Regions from separate parts of the Homo sapiens genome. Here region 2 is linked to region 1. The links are chromatin loops, found by intact Hi-C in ENCODE. Cell type or tissue: K562. All regions are shown on one strand. Links, peaks and the distances in the headings refer to the core of each region. The heading gives the core; the rest is flanking DNA. Region 1 overlaps PRUNE2 (prune homolog 2 with BCH domain). Region 2 has its middle 83 kb from the start of GCNT1.

Region 1 (12,257 bases), core at 3,129-8,128:
CAGTGGAAAACATTTTTAAAGTCCTTTCAGCAAAAGCAGACCTGATAGAAATCTTTGTATGAGATATAGACACCCTTCTTGAAAGCAGCCCTCTGTAACTGGATCCTCCCAACCCCCTCAGCCTTGGCCATGTAGAAACAGGAAGTAGGAGTTATTACTAAATGGTTAGATAACTAGTTTTTAGAATTTCCCTGTTCAAGTTTGAAAACTTGAAATTGCTATAATAATTGAATTAAATTTTCACGGGGTATACTGCATAAGAAAAATAGTTAAGTTTACATATACAGTTGTCCCTTGATATCCATAAGGGATTGATTCCAGGACCCCTGGTGGAAACTAAAATGTACAGATGCTCAAGTCCCTAATATAAAATGGTGTAGTGTTGACATATAACCCATGCACATCCTTCTGTATACTTCAAATCATCTCTAGAATAATTATAATACCTAATACAAAGTAAATAGTGTTTGCACTGTGTTTAGAAATAATGACCAGGAAAAAAAGTTTGTACATGTTCAGTACAGATGCGATTTTTTTTTCTTTGAATATTTTTCTTCTGTGGTAGGTTGAATCCACGGATTTGGAACCATGGATAGAAAGGGCCAACTATATTTTCTAATCGTTTGTGTTGACTTTGCTCCTATGGAATGTACGTTAAGAACTTTGTCATGTTCACAGACACTCCCAAAATACTTCTTTTAGGTCCTGACAACTCTGTATATGATCTTCAGTGCCCTTTACCTGGCCGAAGTATCCTCCCAGGTAACATTCTTTGAACTCACCCAAGCAGTCACCAGCTCTTATGCCAATCTCGCTTGACATTGGTTCCCATAACATAAGTGACAATCTTATGTGTAGGCTCCCTCCTCTCATTGTAGTATGCATCTTCCCGCTCAGCTGCCTTTCATTTAATAGAAGCAGAGCTGGAGAAGTCATTTTTTAACCAAGCTTAAACTAACAAAACAAAGGTAGAGACATACCCTACTGTAGTATAATAAGAAATGTATTTGGTCTTTGGCCCTGGTTCCAGGCACAGAGGTCTTAAAACCCTTGTCATTTCCTAAGGTGGATAGTGTCAGAATTGAATTATAGGACACCCAGTTGGTGTTCATTAGAAAATTGCTTGGTGTGTGGCAAACAAAACAAAACAAAACCCTACACATCTGGTCACAGAAGTGTTCAGTGTGAGAGCAGAGTAGGAGAAAACAGTTTGTTGCCTTCACCTAAAACCAGAAATGACAGGATTCCTAAGCACGAAATATTTTGAAGACCATTTGGCATACCCTTCAACTCTGGAATTCTGGCTCTGGCCTTGTCCTGGAGAAATTGGCACTGTTCCCCTGTCAGTCATTAAGCTTTTTCTTTTCTGAATGGAACATCACCCAAACTCTGTTCTAGGTAATGGTTTTATGTATTACTTGAAAAAGGTTTCTATTGACAAGTAAGTTTCAACACTGAGTTTCTATATTTCAGGAATTTGCAGAGCAGTGATGTCCCAAAGAATTCTTTGTGATGATGAAAAGGTTCTATATTTGGCTATTGAGCACTTGAAATGAGGCTAGTGCAACTGAAGAAGAGCATTTTAAAAAATTGTTTTTAATTTTAATTAATTTAAATAGCCACATGTGACTAGCTGCTTACCATATCAGATAACCATAGCCTTAGTGCCTTTATCATTCAAAAGTACATTGTGAACTTGGAAGATTCAAATAAACATACTGTGGTTACCAAGCATATTTGGCCATAGAACATTTAGAAATAATTCTGTTACATGACTAGTATTTTGAAGAATGCATTTCAAATACTACGACAGAAAAGAAATGTAATTGCCTTCCTTCTTCCTACCACACTGTAGGCTTGGCTGAGAATACATGATTCAGGATCTTGGTATGATCCTGGAGTTGGTGTAATGCAAGAGAGTGACCCTGGAATACAGTGAGAGTCATATAAGTTGCAATTGAAAAATTAAATTCCTTTTTGTGTATGCCTTGGGTTGTAAACCCCTAAAATGTAGGGTAGTTGTTTTTTATTGTTGTTGTCTTGGTTTTGGTTTTGATAGTTAGGATACTGAGCATTCTTGATATCACATTTCCAATTTTAAACATTCTTACAATTATGTGTAAATGCGGAGAACTTAGACATTAGTCAGAATTTGGTACAATATACAGTAGCCAATTATCACAGGAACTGAAAACATTGGCAGATAAGGCTGTGGTCTAGGAGATAAAATGCAGCCCACACTAGCGAGCATCAGTATTCAAGCCAACTCTTAAATTAACCAAATGCAGCCTAACACCTTCATATCACACATTTCTTTTTTCCTCTCACTGTTATCACTGAAATCATAAGTTAGATGCACAGGAAATAATTCTTTCACTGAATAATGAAAACGTTGGGATACAGAATACCAACGAAGGAAATGAACAAATGCTGCTCTCACCAGGCCTCATGTCTGCAGCACTGGGACTCAGCACGCCCTCTTCAAAGGGGATGTCCATTCCTACATCCTCTGACAGTAGTCTGCAAAAAAAGCAAAGCAAAGCGCGTCAACAACAACTGTGTAAGACTTCATTTCTTTTGAAAAGGAAACCCACAGAGTCCAGGATAACATTTTCAACTCACTTAAAATAAACCATGTATGGGGACTGAATCCACTGTAAGTGGTCCCAAATTAAAGACTTTCTGCAGTTATGGTAAATGAGAAAAATGGACACCAATTTCACTTGCTTACATCAAGTCACTTCTGCTAGCTCACTTAATAAACACACACCAAGTGGGAAACTCAGAAATAGGAAATGCAAACAACTAATAAAATATACTTCGGGGACATTTAATATATATATATTTTTAACAACAGGGTCAATATATGTGCTTTGTACACATCTCTTACTCTGTAAATTTGAGTATTTTAATTAAATTCCCATGGACAGAGGGAGAGCATATTCTGTTGATCTCAGTTTTCATTTGTAAACTAGGGATATACACCTACTTCACCACGTTGTTTAAAGATTAAGCTACAAAAGTAAAGTGCCTAACACTCCTGAGCAGGCATAGACTGATGTTATTTTTCTTCCTTTTTTGAATATTTAAAGAGTCACTGTGAATATATGTTGGTGAAGATGGCTCTGGTCATGACTTCCCACCTCTTGTTTCTAATCAGTGCTGAGCCCACAACCATCTGTATTAGCACATTTGGTAAGAAGTGTAGGGAAACAGGAAATACCAAAGGCAATTGTGACGAATCTATATGTTCTTCTAAGAAGCTGACCACTGTTCACGATAAATTTCTCTTGATTTATTTTCATCCCTGGACCTTTGTTCAGTAAGACCCCATTTACCATAATATATATTTCTTCTCTGTGAGTTTCACGTAATTTCATTCACCTAGGGTGAGTCCTTATGATGTGGGCACTAACCTAATTTTAAACATGATAAACCTTTATGTTAAAGTTCTTAATTTAGTCCCCTTCTGCCTCTCTTACTGTACTTTGCACTATGTAACGCTGGATCTACCAAACCTTTGGAGTTTAATCTGCTTCTCCAGGATGCAAGTCAAATCCCCTACTGTCAATAAAGCACTATGATGAAAGAAAATAATCTGCACCCTTAGCGATTACTGCATTTGCTTCATTTATTCAACAAATATCTATTAAGTGTCTACTATGTGCCGAGGATATAGAGGAACAAAACAGACCCGTCTCATTCTCGTGGTGGAGTTGGGATGATGGAGCTAATACAATGACCCCTACCTTCAAAAACTCAGTGCTGCTCCCCTGGATAGAGGTAAGTGCCTGTGTACTTACCTACCAACTCCTGAGACCCCTTCAAAAGCTCAGCATCAGGGAGTTTCTTTGTCCACATTCTTCCTGTGGCTTTGACCCTGTGTGTTCTCTAAAACTAGACCTGTGCCCTGGTAGCAAAGGGGCATGCAAGAGGTTGGCATGTAAGACAGACAATAATGTATCAGCAGGAACAAGACAACCTGTGCCAAACAGAGATACACTATGATAGGTGGAATCAAACCACGTTATTCAGCAACAAAGATTGGGGAGGTATGCAAAGAGAAGATCTGCACCAGGCCCCAGTTTTGAAAGTCCTAGGACCTAGAGGGACAGATGTCTGGGTATCCCATGATCCTGCAGTTTTTGGAATTCCTTACAATGATCTTTGTCATTTTGTGTGTTCTCCTTGACATCAAACTTCTCGTACCTGTCAAGTAGCAAAATGCTGCTATTAAGAGCCACTGGGTTTAAATCTTAGTTCTACCACTTACTATGTTGGATTGAATTATTGAGCCTGAAATATTCTAAAGGCACATGTACATTATTTTTCTAGTTATCTGCCTAAGAGTCAACCTTGAACAAAAATAAAGATATCAGATTTCTATCTGCCTGACAGAGCACACAGGATGTGGGCCTTGGCATCAAAATAAATATGATGGTTTTAAAATAGATAGGATCAGCTTAAGTTTAATAGATTTTTTTAAACAATTGTGAATTATGGGCAACATCATGGAATAATTGCAGGAGTCCTGCCTGGATATGAGGTTTTAGTTCTGAGTTATAGTTCTGCTGCCAGTATCAACAAGCTGATTAACTCTGAGAAGATTAGTTGGCCATTTCTGTGATTTTAAAAGGGGATAATACCCAACATCACAGTGACTGTGGAGAATAAATACAATCCAAATAAAAGTACTCTGTAAGTCATAAAGCACTGTCTGAGTTTAAGGTATTACATACCCTCCACTTAAAACATAGTACAGGAGCAGTGGTTTAATTAAAGTATGTGTCATGGTTGGACAAATCATAATTAAGGTCACTATAATTTGGGCATTAGTCCAGGTAAAAGATAATCTTATTACTGCACAAATCTCCACAGAGCCTAGAAATGCTCCTCAACTCATTGATGTTAGAAAATAGAGCCTTTGCCTCTAAGTGCTCCTTTTCAACACAAAGCAGAGACCCTATGAAGAAGGCACAGATTTCTTCCCCCTGTGTTAGCATGCACCGGGGGAAGAAAAATGCTGAAGGCTGTGATCAGCGGATGACCCAAGGAGAGAGATTCACACAAACCCATGGATATTAAAGAAGGCTAGGCCGGGCGCAGTGGCTCACGCCTATAATCCCAGCACTTTGGGAGGCTGAGGCGGGTGGGTCACCTGATATTGGGAGTTCAAGAACACCCTGACCAAGATGGAGAAACCCCATCTCTACTAAAAATACAAAATTAGCTGGGTGTGGTGGCGCATGCCTGTAATCCCAGCTACTCGGGAGGCTGAGGCAGGAGAATTGCTTAAACCTGGGAGGCAGAGGTTGTGGTGAGCTGAGATGGTGCCATTGCACTCCAGCCTGGGCAAAAAGAGCAAAACTCCGTCCCACTCCCCCCCAAAAAGAAGGCTATAGGGACATGTTAGAAAACCCCTGGGACAGAGGGAAAGCTGAGCCAGAATAGCCTAGAAGCAAATCTAAGAGAAACCCAAGTCACGCTCTTTGTAAATACTTCAACCACATTCATACATTAAGCCCATAAACATTTGCAGAAATGAAGTGGCCAAACAGCAGTTGTTGACTAAGCAGGACAGCAGTTTTGTGATCAGTAACTGAAGCCTCTCAAGATCTGTTAGGTAACAAACCAGTCCAGTGTAAAGGTCTGTATTTTACTTTATCTATCTGTAGCCTCTACTTAATTTTGAGTTTCTTTATACAGAATGGAGCTAACCAAGAGGTTGAGGGAGTTGTAAACACAAGTCAGGCTGTACTATGGCTGAAACAGCTACATGTCTCCATCTAGAGGATGTATTAAAACTGCTTCATGGTTTCTTTGCTGGATGGTACTGTGACATTAACACCATGTGTGTTAGAAGATCAATGTATTATGACATATTGATCTTCACCAAGTATTTCTGGCTCTCTGCCTTTTGAGTGCATGGTAGTATTGCACTTTCCTGTCCCCTTTGAAGTTAGGGTAGCCACATGACTTGCTTTGGCTAATGAAGAAAGAGTGGAAGGGAGAGATGTCGCTTCTGAGCAGAAGGCTTAGGAGCAAGCGTGTGAGGAGCCACATCCTCTTCCCACATAGGTGGCTGTGGAGGGGCTCGGCCAGGCTGTGTCCCGAGTGCCTCTGATGAGCAGAGGCCTCGATGAAAGCTTGCTGGAAATGTAAACAAGAAATGAACTTTTGTTGTGTTTTGCCCTGAGATATTGTAGTTATTTGTTACCACATTACGATCTAGCCCATTCTTACTATATAGCTGGCCTTTATTGTTTCAAAGGGAATATTTGACTTATGCTATGCTCAAAAATTTATTTCCTGATTTGGGTAACCAATTTTCCACATTCTTAGCCCAGATTCATATTGACAGTAAATATCTTTACGTCTGGATTGCTAAAGCATCAAAGCATATAGGAACAAAAAGCTTGAAAAGACACTGAATGCTTTTAAATATTCTATAAGACTGAGTATTAATATATCACCTTTAGGGTTTTTGTCATAGCCTTTAATCACTTGCCAATTTACTTAACATTTTCTTTAGATTGACTTATTTTATTAAGGTTATTTTGAGAGGAATGTTTGTATCACTAGTGTACAGGTTGAGTATCCCTTATCCAAAATGCTTGGGACCAGAAGTATTTAAACCTTCCGACTTTTTTGGATTTTGGAATATTTGCATTATATACTACAAGTTGAGAATCCCTACTCTGACGATCTGAAATCTGAAATGCTCCAATGAGCATTTCCTCTGAGTGTTGTGTCAGCACTGAAGAACATGAATTTTGGAGCATTTTAGATTTCAGACTAGGGATACTCAACCATTATATGTAAACTTAAATCACTCACGTAAAATAAATGGTGAGTGATTTAAGTTACATAAAATAAATAACATATATAGAAAAAATTAAATATAATAAAAATAAAATAATACTATTAAATTTAAGTTAGAAACCCCTGGAATCTCACTCAGAGGTTTTTCCTCTTTGCTAAAAGAGAGATGTTAGGAAGTGTTGGCTAAGTCTGACAAGGTGTAAAGCCATGTATCATTAAAAATACAAGAAATGCTATATGAAATAGCATACTCCAAAAGTTACTAATACATTTCCAAGCTTAAAAAAATAAGATTAAGTCCACAGGTGCCAGAAATAAAGAGTTATTATAGAAGGCTGATAAAAACCTAGCACACAGGGTTCTTGCACTGGACACAGGACTTAGGGTCTCACAGCATAAGGGACCTCCTGGTGATGGAAGAAAGGCCTAGACCTGAACTTCTATATAGGGCTCTGGACCTTCAGGAACTTTCCCCTTAACAAAAAGGGGATGGAAAAAAACTCTCTCCTCTGGCCTTGGAGGTTTTGGGTAGAAAATAAAAAGCAACCAGTAGGAGCTGGAGACACTAGCTGTGGGCCGCTCATGTCTCAATTTATATTACCTGAATGATGTAGAAATGAATCAAGAAATTAAGATGAAAATTCATCTAGGATCACTGAACACCTAGGACCCTAGGGTTCCAAAAGAATCAGATGTGGGCCAGGCACGGTGGCTCACGCCTGTAATCCCAACACTTTGGGAGGCCGAGGCAGGTGGATCATGAGGTCAGGAGTTCAAGACCAGCCTGGCCAAGATGGTGAAACCCCATCTCTACTAAAAATACAAAAATTAGCCGGGTGTGGTGGTGCACACCTGTAATCCCAGCTACTTGGGAGGCTGAGGCAGAAGAATCACCTGAACCCGGGAGGCGGAAGTTGCAGAGAGCCGAGATTACATCACTGAACTCCAGCCTGGGCAACAGAGCAAGACTCTGAATCAAAAAAAAAAAAAAAAAAAAGAAAGAAAGAAAGAATCAGATGTGAAACCACTTGGTAGTGCTTACTTCTACAAGCAAGTTTCACTGGAAATCCAATTAGGTGCAAGAAAAAACTCTCTGAAAGATGAGCTCATATAAAAAAACCCTATAAACTACACTTGGGAAAAATACTTTGAGGCATTTCCAGGAGATGCAATAAATAGAAAAATTAGCAATAAAAGTAATAAAATAAAAGAATAGCATGAAAGAGGCCATAATGATTAAAGAATAATATCTAAACCTTTGTTGTGTTAAACCACTGAGATTTGGGGTTGTCATAGCAGGTAATGTCACCAAGACCTCAGTAGCCATTCTGCTTAAAAAAGAAACATCTAAAACATAATAATGCAGAAGTGTTGACAAGAAAGTGGTATTTTTAAAAAACAGAGAAATACTAAACACAAGAAAGCATTACAATATTATTATTATTTATCATTATTGTTAGTATTTTTTGGTACAGTCGTCCAGGCTGGAGTACAGTGGTGCAATCTTGGCTCACTGAAGTCTCCACCTCCTGGGTTTAAGCGATTCTCCTGCCTCAGCCTCCCAAGTAGCTAGGATTACAGGCACCTGCCACCATGCCCAGCTAAGTTTTGTATTTTTAATAGAGATGGGGTTTCACCATGTTGGCCAGCCTGGTCTCAAACTCCTGACCTCAGGTGATCTGCCTGCCTCAGCCTCCCAAAGTGCTGGGATTACAGGCATGAGCCACTGCACCTGGCCAGCATTACAGTATTAATGCCCAGCAAAACAGACTTCAGAAAAGGCATTATTAAGGCTAAAGAAAGTTATTATTTAGTGATACAAGGAATAATTCTTCAGAAGATGTAATAATTGAGAGCCAATGTGTTCTTAACAACATAGCCTCAAAATATGTAAAACAAAAATTGAAAATACATTATAAGGCAAAATAAATTTCATGGGGTAAAATCTGAGTATACCTCTCAAGAATTTATAAATTAATTTGAAAAGAAATATATAAGAATATGGCAGATCTGAACAATGCAGTAATATAGCTTGATCTAATGGAGAGATCTGCAGTCAATAAAAACACAGTTTTTTTTTTTTGAACTCACCAAAACTTACCATACGTGATGTCTCATAAAATACCAAAAGTCAACATCACATGTACTATATTCTCTGACTTCGGGGCCATACCTCTAGTTATCAATCACAAAAAGTCTCCAATCACAGTTTGGAGACTAAAAAACACACGTGTAAGTAACCAAACAATAAAGCCCTGCACATCCAAACTTGTGAAAGCAGCTAAAGAAGTTCCTAGAGGAAAATAAATAGCCTTAAGTTCAGATTTTAGGAAATAAGATGAACTGAATTAGCTAAGCATTCAACTCAGCCCAGGAAGTTATAAAAAGAAACATGCTCTTAGGTGACTTGATGCTATTTATGCTAAATCTTTGCACCTTCTCTAATGATCCTGAATACCACCAAATGGAGAAAGAACGGTGATAGAAATGGAAGTCTCCAATTTGAGAATGAAGCCCACGTATATTCGTAGATTGTGTGTTTCTGATACTTACATTTCTTCATATGGAAGGCTAATTGCAGTATGTGACAGAGAATGAAGGACAACAAATGCAGAACTTTTGGACATAAATGCACCTTCTTGCCTTTAGAACAGGTACAAAATTAAGCCCATTCTGCATTTTGTATTTTTTCAACGTATCTGAATCTGGAGGGATTTGACTGTTGTTGTAGGATTAGCTTTGCCTGAGATTAGGTTCTTTTTAACAGGAAATGAGCAGTGAGCCAAGAGCTGGCACACACATACCAGTAGCATTTCTAGATGGTAATGTTTCCTGACAGACACGGATATCCAGCAGCAGGTGGCACCCCTTTTCAGGAATAACCACTTTTACAAGATTGGCCACTGAAATATATACCTCCATAAAAAGTAAAGTAGCAGGTCATGACATGGGGTCCATTGTTCTTTAGAAAAATACTGACGGTTATGCTGATATATTTTGGGAAAATGATTACATAAAGAGAAATATCTCTTGTGTTAAGAGTTCCTTAATACTCTCCTGGCTTCTTTCTAGTCTATTAAGATCTGCTGGACTGATAAGGTTGCTGTCTCTAGAAACAGAGATAAAAAGAAAAAAGAAAACACAAACAAAACCTTTCATGAGGTGCTTGCCTTCCCTCGTTAAGAATATCAATTAGCCTATGGGCTGGAGGACTGCCATTTGAGGGTTCTTGTCTGATAAAGTAGGCTGCTCCATTTAAGCCAGCAGTACATGGCACCCTGTGAACCACAGAGTACTTATCAAATTACTCAAAGTAGGAGGTGAGACTGAAGCAGCACTGAGCTTCACACTTTGCCTAATCAAGCTAATCCCAAGACAGGAAATGCTACAATAGGAAGCTGGGGTCAAGCCCATGAAATAACGCTCTTTAGCAACAGTTCGCTAACCCAGCTGGGCCTCTCTCATCCTAGAACAGGTAAGCACTGTGGCCAGGCAGGGAGAAGCATCTTAGAAGCCAGCCAGCTGAAGAGAGATGAAGGAGGGAGGTGAGAGCTGGAAACTGACTGCACACAGTAGGAAGATAAGCGCCGAGCACTCGCCCAGACACCTTCTTTAGGGAATGTGCAAAACTGCAGAAACCACAGCTAAACATTCTCAGGTTCTCAGAGGTGGGGGACACGACGCAGCCTCCTTACCCAGGGTCAGATTCTAAAATTCTGCAGGGAGCAAAAAAATCACTTGTAGCTCAATGATCCTCAAACATTTTCTTGAATTGTTCCCTGAATAGAGTGTACATGGTTTTGCATGTCAATTTTTTTTTCTTTTTACAGTGAGGCTTAAACATGAAAATTTGAGGAACGCTGAGCAGGAATAGAAGGAAAGCCTACATTTTTATCATTTCAACCTCTTTGCTTTTCAGAGAATAATTAACTCCTTGGCTGTGAATGATGGATGCATGGAGAATTCTACCTCTTGCCTGCAGGCTATTTGCTAGCTTCTTTTAATATTTTTCCTATAACCTTAAGATCTATGAATAGATTTGTTTGTTGTGGAGAAGATTAAATTAGATGGCATAATCTCACATTGGAGAGGGGCATATACTTATTTAGGAAGTGAGTTTACAGTTCACAACCAGGATGGCTCAAAGGGATCTCAAACTGAACATGTTCAAAACCTAATCCCACATCTTCCTCTACGCAGATCCGCTACATCCTACCTTCTCTGTGACGACTTTGAAAAGTGTCCATGAATTCTTTGACACTCTTTTCAAAAGGTGGAGCCTAATTTCCCGTCCCTTAAGTGTGGACTGATGATTTGCTTCTAAAGAACAGAATAAGGTGGAATGGATGGTAGGTGACTTCTAAGGCTAGGTCCTAAAAAGCACTGTGTGCTTTGTTCTCTCTTGGGTCTCTCAGTCTGGGAGAAACCAGCTACCCTGTTGTAAGGACAGTCAAGCAGCCCTGTGGAGAGTCCATGTGGCAAGGAACTGAGGCTTCCTGTGAAAATCCAGGAAGGAACTGAAGCCTTCTGCCAACAGCCATGTGAACGAGCCATCTTGGAGGCAGATCCTGCAGCCTGGCTAATGTCTTGATGGCAACTTAACAAGATACCTTAAGCCAGAACCATCTAGCTAATACACTCTTGAATTCCTATTACAAACACTGGGAAATAATCAATGTTTGTTGTTTTAAGCTGCTAAACTTTGATATTATTTATTTTATTCATTTATTTTTTGAGACAGGGTCTTGCTGTATTGCCCAGGCTGGAGCGCAATGGAGCGATCTCGGCTCACTCCAGTCTCCATCTCCTGCGTTCAAGTGATTCTCCTGCCTCAGCCTCCCGAGTAGCTGGGATTACAGACGTGCACCACCATGCCGAGCTAATTTTTAGGAGAGATGGGGTTTCACCATGTTGGTCAGGCTGGTCTCCAACTCCCAGGCTCAAGTGATCCTCCCACTTCGGCCTCCCAAAGTGCTGGGATTACAGGCATGAGCCATTGCACCTGGCCGAGATTATTTATTATACAGCAATAGCTAACTAATACATTCCTCATCCTAGTGAATGTCTCTACATATCACCTGGGCACTCAAGCTCCCAAACTGGCATTCACTCTTACTTTCTTTTCTTTCCCACCATTTCTTCCTCATCCAGTTGGCCATCCAATCCTATAAATTTATGTCATCCTCTCCACTCCATTCTCACTACAAAAGCCTTAGTTCAAGTTCATTTTTTTCATGCAGAAACATCACCACCTTTCTGTTTACGATCGTCATCCCTACCTCCTCCAAATTATAACTAATATCCTTCTTCATCTTAACCTTGACACCACCTTCTTGTGTTTAAATCCTTTCAATTCACCACTTCAGGGAAAGAATTTGGCTTCAGAGAAGGGCTCACAAGGCCCTCTTGACCTGGCCCCTAAGCCCAGACTCAAG
Region 2 (12,257 bases), core at 4,094-9,093, 120 kb before region 1:
GAATCACCTGGGAGGAGAGAAATGTTGAAGTATTCGCAGGCAGGAAACAGTGTTGAACTAAAACCTTAAAGGAGAGGATGAGGGTAATATGTCTATAGGTTTGGATGGTTATAGGGTAGATGTACTATAAGTGAAAAAAAATCAAGGTATGGAGCAGTATGAATGTCACCCTTATTATATGAATATATGTATGTATATATACATGTAATCAGTTATTTAAAAAACACGCATGTGTGTGTGTGTGTGTGTGTGCTCACAGGCACACATGTGCATGAGTTGCATGGGTGTGTAAGGAAACCCGGCCTGCACCTCCAGGTCGGAAAAGTAACCACTGCACTGAGGACTGAGTCCCCTAACCCTTAAGGAGAGAGTGAATAGATTTGTGAATACATTTGTGTTACCAACGGATCATCCATTAAAATGTTCCATGTAGGTTTCACAAGGAATGTATTTTGTTGGAGGATAGGGTAGCGTTGAGAATCTTTTCTTTTTTTCATTTGGCTCCTTCCTTAGTGTTTACATTTTTTTATCATGTTCATGAAATTCTTTTTGTAATAATAATTTTAAAAACTAGTGCAAATTAGGCAGGGTGCGGTGGCTCACATCTGTAATCCCAGCACTTTGGGAGGCTGAAGCGGGTGGATCAGGAGGTCAGGAGTTTGAGACCAGTCTGGCCAACATGATGAAACCCCGTCTCTACTAAAAATACAAAAATTAGCCAGGCATGGTGGCAGGCGCCTATAGTCCCAGCTACTCGGGAGGCTGAGGCAGGAGAATTGCTTGAACCCGGGAAGTGGAGGTTGCAGTGAGCCGAGATTGCGGCACTGCACTCCAGCCTGGGCGACAGAGCACAACTCTATCTCAGGAAAAAAAAAAAATTGTTTAAATTAAAAAGAAAGGAGTACTTATTACCACTGAATTTTATACTTAAAAATAGTTAAAATGGTAAATTATGTATATTTGACTGCAATAGAAAGAAGAGAAAGAGAGAGGCAGGGGGTGAGAGGAGAAGTGGGGGAGAGAGAGAGAAGAGAGGAGAGAAAAGGAGAGGACAGAAAAGGGAACACAAGCTTTAGATTGATAAATATGGGACTAAAAACAAATGTGTAAAAATTCTTCTACTTTTCCTGAAATGGGTCTATTATTGATGTGGTGTACGCTGAAAAGAAAATGTGCAACTTGGACAATTACGAAGAACCCCAGTAGGCAAGGAAAGGCAAAAAGAGCAACCTTTGGTGACGGTATTTCTGGCCACCTCCTACTTTCAAGTTGACGATGGGGCTGGGCTAACAGAAGCCCCTGCCAGGCCTGTTTCCTGCAGAAGTCTGGACTTGGAGCCTCAGGAGGCTCCTCCAGGAGCTGCCAGGCTGGCAGCATGATCTATCTGGACTTGTGCCCACATTGTTCTTTCACTCGCTTTTCCATTCAAAACCGAGACAAAATAAAAATGTCCCAGACACCTGGGTCCCCTGTGTTAGAACTGGCACCAGAAAACTTTTCCTGGCCAGGTGCCCACCAGAGTGGAGAGGAAGGTCCACACACTAGGCCATTGAGGAGATGGACGCCATGCCAAAGCAGCTTGCACTGCGGCCGGCTGGAATTATCTAGAAAAGCAGGGTCCTGATCCAGCCAGTCGGCTGCAGTAAACCTTTGTGGCTTCACAGCTGTGCCTGATCTGGCTCGTGTCCCTTTCAGGCCTCGGCTTTTGACCTTCTCTGTGCCTGTCCAACAGGACTTCACTGTTTGGGCCTCACATCACTGCTCCTCCTGTGGGGAGAGAATAAGATTGAATGCAGACATTTTGACACAGCCTTAAAAAAAACTGTGATCAAATAAACATAAAATTTGGTAGAGCATGGAGACTCATGCCTGTAAACCCAGCACTTTAGGAGGCTGAGGCAGGAGGATCTCTTGAGCCCATGAGACCAGCCTGGGCCATATAGTGACCCCTTGTTTCTGCAAAAAAATTGAAAAAATTAGCTGGCTATAGTGGCATGCATCTGTAATCCCAACTACCCGGGAGGCTGAAGTGGGAGGATTGCTTGAGCCTAGGAGGTCGAGGCTGCAGTGAGCTGTGACTGGGCTACTGCACTCCATTCTGGGCAACAGAGTGACAGCCTGTCTCAAATAATAATAACATAAAAATTACCATTTCAGCCATTTCTAAGTGAACATTTCAGCGGTGTTAAGTACATTCCCAACATTGTGCTCAAGGTAGCCTTTTGATGCAGGGGACATGTTGAGGTAGGCCACTCAATGAAGTAATTTTCCCCCAACTTTTTATTTTATTTTTTTTGTTGTTGTTGTTTTTTCTTTTTGCAACAGGGTCTCACCCTGTCACCCAGACTGCAGTGCATTGGCACTATCTTGGCTCACAGCAACCTCTGCCTCCCAGGCTCAAGCGATTCTCCTGCCTCAGCCTCCCGAGTAGCTGGGATTACAGGCGCCCACCCTGGCTAATTTTTGTATTCTTAGTAGAAACAGGGTTTCACCATGTTGGCCAGACTGGTCTTGAACTCCTGACCACAAATGATTCACCCGCCTTGGCCTCCCAAAGTGCTGGGATTACAGGTGTGAGTCACTGCGCCTGGCCAACTTTTTATTTTTAAAAATTTTGAAAGAACAGACAGTGACCAACCATTCACCTAGATTGCCATTTGTTAGCATTCTCCTCCATTTCTCTGTCTCCCTCTCTCTCCATCTCTCCCTCTCTCACTGTGTCCTAGTTTGTTTTTGCTGAAGCGTTTGAGATTAAGTTGCAGGCATCATGATGACAAGTTACTGTTAAATCCTTCTCATGTATCTCCTAAAAACAAGGACATTCTTCTTCAAAGCCCTCAAGCTCTTGTTTTTGTTTGTTTTTACAGTTCAGGATCTAAAGATCACATCTCACTTAGTTGTTATGTTTCCTTAGTATCCTTGAATCTAGAACATTTCCCCAGTCTTTGTATTTGTGTGTGTGTGTTCACATGTATGTGTATGTGTGTTTGTGCATGTGTGTGTGTGTGTCTTTCTTGACATTGCCACTTCTGAAGAGCCTAGGCGGGTTATTTTGCAGAATATTCCTTATTTGTTTTTGTCTGATTGTTTTGTGTTTGGATCCAAGTTAAGTATTATTGGTAAAAAGGCTATTATCTTGACATTCAATGGTGTACAGCAATTCAATTCTGGTACTAACCACCTGGAGTTAGCGTAGATCCCACAAGCAAAGGACATAGTTCCCAAGAAGACTGCCTTCAATTGTCCACCAGAATGAACTCAGTCTCCAGCCCCCTCCCCCTTCCCAGAGGATGTGCTGGCTGAAAGTCCCAATCCTCTAATCATGTGGTTGGTCTTACAGATAACTAGTCCCCATCCTGAAGCCATCTGGGGACCCACACTGAGTTACTTCTTTTGCATAAACTCAGAGGTGATACATTTAATAAATGTATAACCAAGGGTTATAAAAGCTCCATAGCAAAAATCATGGATAAACACCAGACAAATTCTTTATTATACAGCAGCTATGATGGCCATTTTGTGTCCTTAGTTTATTACATCAGGAAGTCCACGATGTGTTTGTTCCATCATTGCTGAGGTCAAAGTTGGTGAGGTTTGTCATATTTCTTCATTGCAAAGATATTTTGTGTGATATTTTGAATATCTGATTTCCCAAAATCAAAATCTTTTCACTCAAATATATACACATATATACGTATATATACGTATATATATGCATTTTTTTTTTTTTCTGAGACAGGATCTTGCTCTCTCACCCAGGCTGGAGTGCTGTGGTACCATCATAGCTGACTGCATCCTTGAACTCCTAGGCTCAAGAGATTCTCTTGCCTGTGCCTCCCAAGTTAGCTAGGACTACAGGCACACACTCACCATGCCTGGCTAATCATTTTCATTTTTTGTAGAGACAGGAGTCTAGCTATGTTGCCCAGACTTGTTTCAAACTCCTGACCTCAAGAGATCATCCTGCCCCAGCCTCAAAAGGGCTGGGATTCCCAGCATGGGCCACCGCACCCAGCCTCACTCAAAGATTTTAAGATTTTTGAGAAGGCTGGGCGTGGTGGCTCACGCCTGTAATTCCAGCATTTTGGGAGGCTGAGGCAGGCGGATCACCTGAGGTTGGGAGTTCAAGACCAGCCTAACCAACATGGAGAAACCTCGTCTCTACTAAAAATACAAAATTAGCCAGGCATGGTGGCCCATGCCTGTAATCCCAGCTACTTGGGAGGCTGAGGCAGGAGAATCGCTTGAACCCGGGAGGCGGAGGTTGCTGTGAGCCGAGATGGAGCCATTATACTCCAGCCTGGGCAACAAGCGCAAAACTCTGTCTCAAAAAAAAAAAAAAAAAAAGATTTTTGAGAAATCCTGTCCTAACCCCCATCTCAAAGCATCAATGAATATTAATATTCATTGATAATTCTTGGCTGAATCAACTGTTGCAAACTGGTGATTTTCTAATTCAATCATTTATTCTCCATTTATTAGCTGGTATTTTTATGCAAAGAAGAAGTTTCTTTTTGCCCTGTTCCATTCCATTTAAAATTTTCAAGATATTGTAATGAACACATGGGTTCTGTTACTCTTACTATTTTTGTGCTCAGTTATTCCAGATTTGGCCAGTGAGAGCTCCTTCAGGGTGGCTCCTGTGTCCCACTTTGATCAGTTACTTACTGTTTGGCACCACATGATGCTGATTAGGTTATTATGATTTGGGACCACCTGACACAGGCTAAAAAATAAAGCAATCATTAGTCATTATATAGTCAGTAAGACAGGCTTCCTCTCTCCCCAAGATTTTTTTAATCACTGACCCCATTCTCTGGGGAAGAGGTCCCACATGAAGTGGCTTTTCTGGCTGTAGTGAAGGATGGGTGGGAATTAGACCAATAGATCACAAATAGAAGACTACAGATCGCTAGACTGGCTTGTCCAGAAAGAACTGTCAAGTCCAGTGATGACTCTAAGAATTTGGACTTAAGAATTTGGCTTCATGGACTGCACAGTAAAAACTATATATTTGTCTCAATAATAGCAGTTTGCTTTCCATTAATACAGCTTTTAAATGCATACTTCTTATTGCAGGCTTTCTAATTATAATATATATCAGATTTATACTCAGTATTGCAGGGAACTGTTGCAGGGATAAAGAGGAGAGAAGAAATTTTAGCTAAAAATGATTGCTAAAATATAGCAATCAGCTTATACAGTATTAAAATATAATACTGTATAAGCTGGATCTAAACACAAGTTGTAAATTATTCAAAACCTTCAAAAGACCCCTCCACTTCCCGGAGTATAGCAAATATATTTGCTAATGCTTTACTGCATTGTAGGATGCTGAGCAGCATCCCTGTCCCACACCCATTAGATACTAGTAGAACCCCCTTTCAGCTGTGACAACCAAAAGTATCTCCAGACTTTGCCAAGTGTGTCCTGAGAAGCAAAAGTACCTTTAGTTGAGAACCACAGGGTTAAGAGTAAAGAAGCTCTATTGCAGGCATCACTGGTAATAAAAAGAATACATTTACTTATTGATTGATTGATTGATTTTATTGAGAATTTTTTTGAAATGGAGTCTTGCTCTGTTGCCCAGGCTGGAGTGCAGTGGTACAATCTTGGCTCACTGCAACCTCTGTCTCCCCAATTCAAGCAATTCTTCTGCCTCAGCCTCTCGAGTAGCTGGGACTACAGGCATGCACCACCACGCCTAGCTAATTTTTGTATTTTGGGTAGAGACGAGGTTGGCCAGGCTGGTCTTGAACTCCTGACCTCAGGTTATCCACCTGCCTCAGCCTCCCAAAGTGCTGGGATTACAGGCATGAGCTATTGCACCCGGCGCAAAAAGAATAATTTTAAAATCAACACATTTTTGTCAAAACTGCAGTTTAAAAATATTCCCTAAATGAAAAGAGCTGCATCAAGGTGGCTGCCTTAAATTGTCTTTGCTTCAGACTGGTCCCTCACATCATGCATCACTCGCACCAAAATAGCCTTTCATCTTTTTGCCTCACTCCCCTATCCCCTGTCTTGCTGGCTTCTGCCTTGGATCTTGGCCTAAATGTCACTTTCAGGGGAATTCTTGGCACATCTGAGCTGGTTTTCATACACCTGATATATGTATCCAACACATCCTGTCCTTCTTTTGTTTATAATGCTTGTCACATTTGGAATTACCTGGTCAATGTCTATCTATCCTACTTGACTGTATGCTCAGTAAGAACTGGGGCACTGCTAGATTTATTACTACATCTCATAGGTTATATAGGAGTTAGGAAGAAATTATTTAGGCAGAGAGTGAGAGTAAGGAAGCCCTCCGTAAGGTTTTCCTTTTAATGAAAAGCAGCCCCCAAATCATTTTCTTTTCTAACAAAGAGCAGCCTATAAAATCGAGCTGCAGACACAGAAAGGCAGGCTAGAAGCTTGCACGGGTGAATGCTGGCAGTTGTGCCAATAGGAAAAGTCCACCTGGGACTAGGCATGTTCAAAATGGCAGTTCCAACTTCCCTCTTCCTTTCCAACCATGTGTGCAGTAGGGAGCAGACAACATGGCCTGGCCAAGTGGAAAGCTCATTTGCATAATAAGACTAGGGTTGGGTGTCCAGCTTCCCAGCGTGCTTTGTAAAGGAAGAACCTGCTCTAACCAATCTTTGGGCCCTATGTAAATCAGACTCCGCCTCCTCACGCCTGTCTATAAAATCCAGTGCATTCTGCTTTAGGCTGGAAGTTCCACGTGGGGGCTCTTCTTTCTCACAGGAGAGAGCTATTCTCCTTTCTTTTTCTTTTGCCTATTAAACCTCTGCTCTTAATCTCGCTCCACATGTGTCCATGTCCTTGATTTCCTTGGTATGAGACAATGAACCTCCAGTACTACCCCAAACAAATGATGCTGCTTCATAGGGTCTGACATTGAGTATATGCCAAATAAATATTTGAAATTAATTCTCTTTGATTTCAAAATTATTCAAATTTAAGGTCATGTATGCCATTATTCTTTTTAATTATAATTAATGCACTTTGACTCTTGTGAAAAAAGATGAGAAGACACATAAAGTACTCGTGAAGAAAATCAATTAACTGGGCAGGCGCGGTGGCTCACGCCTGTAATCCCAGCACTTTAGGAAGCCGAAGCAGGTGGATCACGAGGTCAGGAGTTCAAGACCAGCCTGGCCAGCATGGTGAAATCCCGTCTCTACTAAAAATACAAAAAATTTAGCTGGGCATGGTGGTGCGCACCTGTAATCCCAGCTACTTGGGAAGCTGAGGCAGGAGAACTGCTTGGGAGGCCAAAGCGGGCAGATCACGAGGTCAGGAGTTCGAGACCAGCCTGGCCAGCATGGTGAAATCCCGTCTCTACTAAAAATACAAAAAATTTAACTGGGCATGGTGGTGCGCACCTGTAATCCCAGCTACTTGGGAGGCTGAAGCAGGAGAACTGCTTGAAACCGGGAGGCAGAGGTTGCAGTGAGCCAAGATTGTGCCATTGCACTCCAGCCTGGGGAACAGAGCAAGACTCCATCTCAAAAGAAAAAAGAAAGAAAATAGATTAATTTGTGGGTCACGTTTGGCCACCTTCTTCCAGTTTGTGGAGGAAGCTACACAGGAGGCTGAGGTGGAAGGATCACTTGAGCCCAGGAATTTTAGTCCAGCCTGGGCAACGTAGCAAGATCCTGCCTCAAAAGAAAAAACAAAAAGAAGAAGAAGAAGAAAGAAAGAAATGGTACTGTATAAGCTGGATCTAAACACAAGTTGTAAATTATTCAAAACCTTCAACAGACCCCTAAACCCTATTTTTTTAATGATGGGGATAAAGCAATTTTTGAAACAAAGTCATTGAGAACTTCTGGAACAGGATACTTTGGACTGCAAATAACAGCCCAATTCAAGATGACCTAAACAGAAAGAAAATGATCATTATTTCACATAATAAGTTCAAAGATGAGTGGGCTCAGGATTGGATAACAAGTGGCTCAGTAACATCTTTGAATACCTGGGTTCTTTCATCTTTTCTGCCTGGCCACCTGCCTGTATTAGCTTTGTTCTCAATCTGGCTGCCTCACAGTGACAAAATGGCTGCCCTTATTCTAGACATTGCATCCAGCACATCATCAAGCAGAAAAAGGCACTGTCTCTTCCTTTGTGTTTCATTTTAAATTTAAAAAAATTTACTTTTAAATTTACATTTAGTAAAGTTCACTTTATATTGTAGAGGCCTTTGAGTTTTGACAAATATGTAGTAATCTCCACTGTTCAAGATAAAAAGCAGTTTTATTATCCTCAAAAATTTTGGGGCTGTCCTTTTGTAGTTAACCGTCCCTCCAGCCCTTACCCTGGCAACTACTGACTACTTTTTTGACCCCATAGCTTTGCCTTTTCCACAATGAATTCTTACAGCATATAACCTTTGGGGTCTGGCTTATTTCATTCAGCACAATGCATTTGAATTTAAACAACATTTTTGCTTATGTTTATTAATAGTTTTTTCTTTTTATTGGTGTGCAATATTCCATCATATGTAAATGGGAAGGGTATTAGTCTGTTTTCAAGCTGCTGATAAAGACATACCCAAGACTGGGTAATTTATAAAGAAAAAGATTAATGGACTCAGTTCCAAGTGGCTGGGGAGGCCTCACCGTCATGGCAGAAGGCAAAAGGCAAGTCTTACATGGCAGCAGACAAGAGAGAATGAGAACCAAGCGAAAGGAGTTTCCCCTTATAAAACCATCAGATCTTATTCACAACAGGGAAACCACCCCCATGATTCAGTTATCTCCCACTGGGTCCCTCCAACAACACGTGGGAATTATGGGAGCTACAATTCAAGATGGGATTTGGGTGGGGACACAGGCAAACCATATCAGTGAGGAAACCTAGTTTTCTCCCCACCCTTCATTGTTCTTAGTTGAAAGCTACCCCTGTAACAAAAAGTAGATTAACAAGAGAAAAAAGAAATAGAAGTTTATCCACATGCATACCTTGTATATATACATGGTTTCCCCATCTACCAAGGGAAAAATGGGTAAATCTCAAAGAGATGGCTTTGGGTTCAGGCTGACATACCATCATCCCCTAAAGGAAAGACAGAAGAGTGTGGAAGGAAGGCCAGTTGTGGGGAGGTGATCAGGAAAAGTGTAAACAAGAGCAAGGTGTTTTGCAGATGTAAGTCTAAGTGCCTTCTCCATTGATTAGAGCCTCCAGTGATTTTTAGTCATCCTTCTCTTCCTGTTGCAGAGAATAGAGTAAGACACCCTTGCAAATGAAAATTTCCTTTATAGATGTAAATTTCCCTTACAAAAAGCTAACTTCTGCTTTAGAGCTTCTCTTGTGACTGCAGTCTCTCAAAATAATCATTAAAATCATCCTCATGCCTGTTAAATCAAGTTTAGCCTAAAGCTGCCTCCTGACATTTTATGTTTGGCCTAAAGGTTTCTCTGTACAGAGTGAACTTTAACATAACTGGATGTGTAAATAGACTGTAACCTACTCTCGTGCCAATCACAAAGTTTTGGCCAATCAAAGGTGGCCAACTGTTCAAATAAAGCAAAGGCTAAGCTGTAACTAATCCAGCTGTTTCTGTACCTCACTACCATTTTCTGTGCATCATTTTCCTTTTTCTGTCCATAAATCTTCTTTGACCACAAGGCAGCTCCGAGTCTCTCTGCACTATTCTAGCTTGGGGGCTGCCCAATTTGTGAATTGTTGCTTGATCAATTAAACTCTGTTAAATTTAATTTGTCTAAGGTTTTTCTTTTAACATGCCAAAAAGACATATTTTGGGGTTGCATATTCTAGTCTCCTACAGTCATATTTTGGTGGCATATATTTGGTCTCACACATGGATAGATTAATTTCTTTTTCTATTTCCTAGTTCAATGATAGTTGGATCATTTCCAGTTTGGGGCAGTTATGAATAAAACTGCTATAAGTATTTGCTTATAGTATTTTTTTGTGTGTGATGGAGTTTTGCTTATGTTGCCCGGGGTGGAGTGCAATGGCATGATCTTGGCTCACTGCAACCTCTGCCTCCCGGTTCAAGTGATTCTCCTGCCTCAGCCTCCTGAGTAGCTGGGATTACAGGTATGAGCCACCATGCCTAACTAATTTTGTATTTTTAGTAAAGATAGGGTTTCTCCATGTTTGTCAGGCTGGTCTCGAACTCCTGACCTCAGATAATCCGCCCACCTTGGCCTCCCAAAGTGCTGTGATTACAGGCGTGAGCCACCGTGCTCGGCAGTGAACATAAATTTATGGGTTTGTGTCAACATAAATTTATGGGGAGTTTTTGGGTAAATACGTAGAAGTATGGTACATACTCTTACCATATGACATGGTACCAAGTCATATGGTAAGAGTATGTTTAGCTTTATCAGAAACTGCAAAAAGTGGTTGCACCATTTTGCATTCCTACTGTTACTGGCAGCAAATCCTTAGGGATCGGCAGCAACCTCAATTCTTGCCCCCTCAGAAGAAAGAATTCAACCCAAAAGGCATAAGGAATGAGAGAAGACCAAGACAAGTTTTAGGGCAGGAGTGAAAGTTTGTTAAAAAGCTTTACAAGAGAAATTAAAGGAAGTAAAGTACACCTGAAAGAGGGCCAACCCGGCAACTTGAGAGATCAAGGGCACTGTTTGACCTTTGACTTGGGTTTTTTTTTGTTTTTTTTTGAGACGGAGTCTCACTCTGCTGCTTAGGCTGGAGTGCAGTGGTGCCATCTCGGCTCACTGCAACCTCCACCTCCTGGGTTCAAGTGATTCTCCTGCCTCAGTCTCCCGAGCAGCTGGGGTTACAGGCACCCGCCACCATGCCCGGCTTATTTTTGTATTTTTTTTAGTAGACATAGGGTTTTACCATGTTGGTCAGGCTGGTCTCGAACTCCTGACCTGAGGAGATCCGCCTGCCTTGGCCTCCCAAAGTGCAGGGATTACAGGCGTGAGCCACCGCACCCAGCCTGACTTGGGGTTTTATATGTTGGCATGATTCTTTCTTGGGGTGGGCTGTCTGCATGCACGGTGGCCTGCTACAACATGTGCAGTGTATTTACTGGAGTTGTATGCATGCTTACTTGAGGTAGTCTTCCCTTACCCGTTGAATGCTTCTAGAAGGTCTTATACCAGTTAAACCACCATTTTGCCGCTTAGTGCTCATGTTTGAGCCCACTCGCCCAACTCCTGAGATCTTATCGGGAAGCTGCTGATCACGCAAGTTTTTTTCTGTCTACTGGGAGACTACCTTTCCCTGGCGCTAGCTGGCATCAATTATTATTTTAGAGAAACAATGTAACAGTCACCTGACCATCACCTGATGATTGCCTAACATTCCTGGTGGGGTTGGGGGAGCCCTCTCCTGCCCAGCTCATGTCTGACTAGCTACCCACTATAACAGAGCTAGCATTGTATACAAGTGACAATTGTTCTGCATCTTCAACAGCACTTAATATTATCATTTTTAAAAGTCAGCCATTCTAATAGATGTGTAATGGTATATTACTGTGGTTTTAATTTGCATTTCCCTGATGCAAACTGAGTTTAGCATCCTTTCATGTGCTTATTTGCCATCTATATACCTTCTTTAATAAAGATCTTGTTCAAATGTTTTGCCCATGTTTTTACTTTTATCTTTTCTTACTGTTGAGTTTTGAAAGTTCTTTATATATTCTGGATGTGAGTTCTTTGTTGTATATGTGTTTTGCCCATGTATCCTTCATAGCCTGTGGATTGTCTTTTCATTTGCCTAAAGCTACCTTTTATGAAGCAAAAGATTTTAATTAAAAAAAAAAAAAAACATAGAGACAGGGTCTTACTATGTTGCCCAGGCTAATCTCGAACTCCTGGGCTCAAGCAATCCTCCTGCCTTGGCCTCCCAAAGTGCTGAGATTACAGGCGTGAGCCAGGCGTGAGCCAGGCGTGCCTGGCCCAGGATTTTAATTTTGGTGAAGTCAAACTTATCACTTTTTCTTTCATTGATTGTGCTTTGGTTGTCAAACTGAACAAGTCCTTTCCTAACCCAAGCTCACAAAGGTTTTCTTCTAAAAGTTCTAAGTTTTCCATTTAGATCTGGGCTCCATTTTAAATTAGCTTTTTTTTTTATAACATAGGAGGCATAGGAAGAAATGCAATGTTTTTGCTTATGGATGTCTGATTTTTCAGCACCATCAATTGAAAAGATCATCCTTTCTTTGAATTTCCTTTGTCCCTCAGTCAAAATGGGTAGAGCTGATTTGTGTGGATCTGCTTCTGGACTCTACTCTGTTGCACTGATTTGTG

What was found. Hi-C counts contacts between places; a loop is a spot of excess contacts. Peaks named below come from ENCODE experiments on the same cell type or tissue, not always from the same donor. Only the 100,000 strongest peaks of a DNase experiment are listed, where the experiment ranks them.
Region 2: a loop joins it to region 1, with 4 times the contacts of the local background. A loop is called at or near these places in 4 of 110 quality-filtered maps.

What each region holds. Positions count from the first base shown.
Region 1 is chr9:76,652,983-76,665,239 of GRCh38, forward strand. PRUNE2 (prune homolog 2 with BCH domain) reads right to left here. Exons shown (of 19, transcript NM_015225.3): 10 at 2,441-2,520. It overlaps LOC105376095 (a long non-coding RNA gene), which reads left to right. Exons shown (of 12, transcript XR_007061586.1): 11 at 703-3,783; 12 at 10,653-11,557. Among named protein-coding and RNA genes, the nearest start is that of PCA3, 110 kb to the right of the region's middle. In K562, for the core only: a CTCF peak has its summit at 5,787 (motif pointing left); a DNase peak (open chromatin) is centred at 5,769.
Region 2 is chr9:76,535,893-76,548,149 of GRCh38, forward strand. No RefSeq gene overlaps it. Among named protein-coding and RNA genes, the nearest start is that of GCNT1, 83 kb to the left of the region's middle. In K562, for the core only: a CTCF peak has its summit at 6,732; a DNase peak (open chromatin) is centred at 6,619.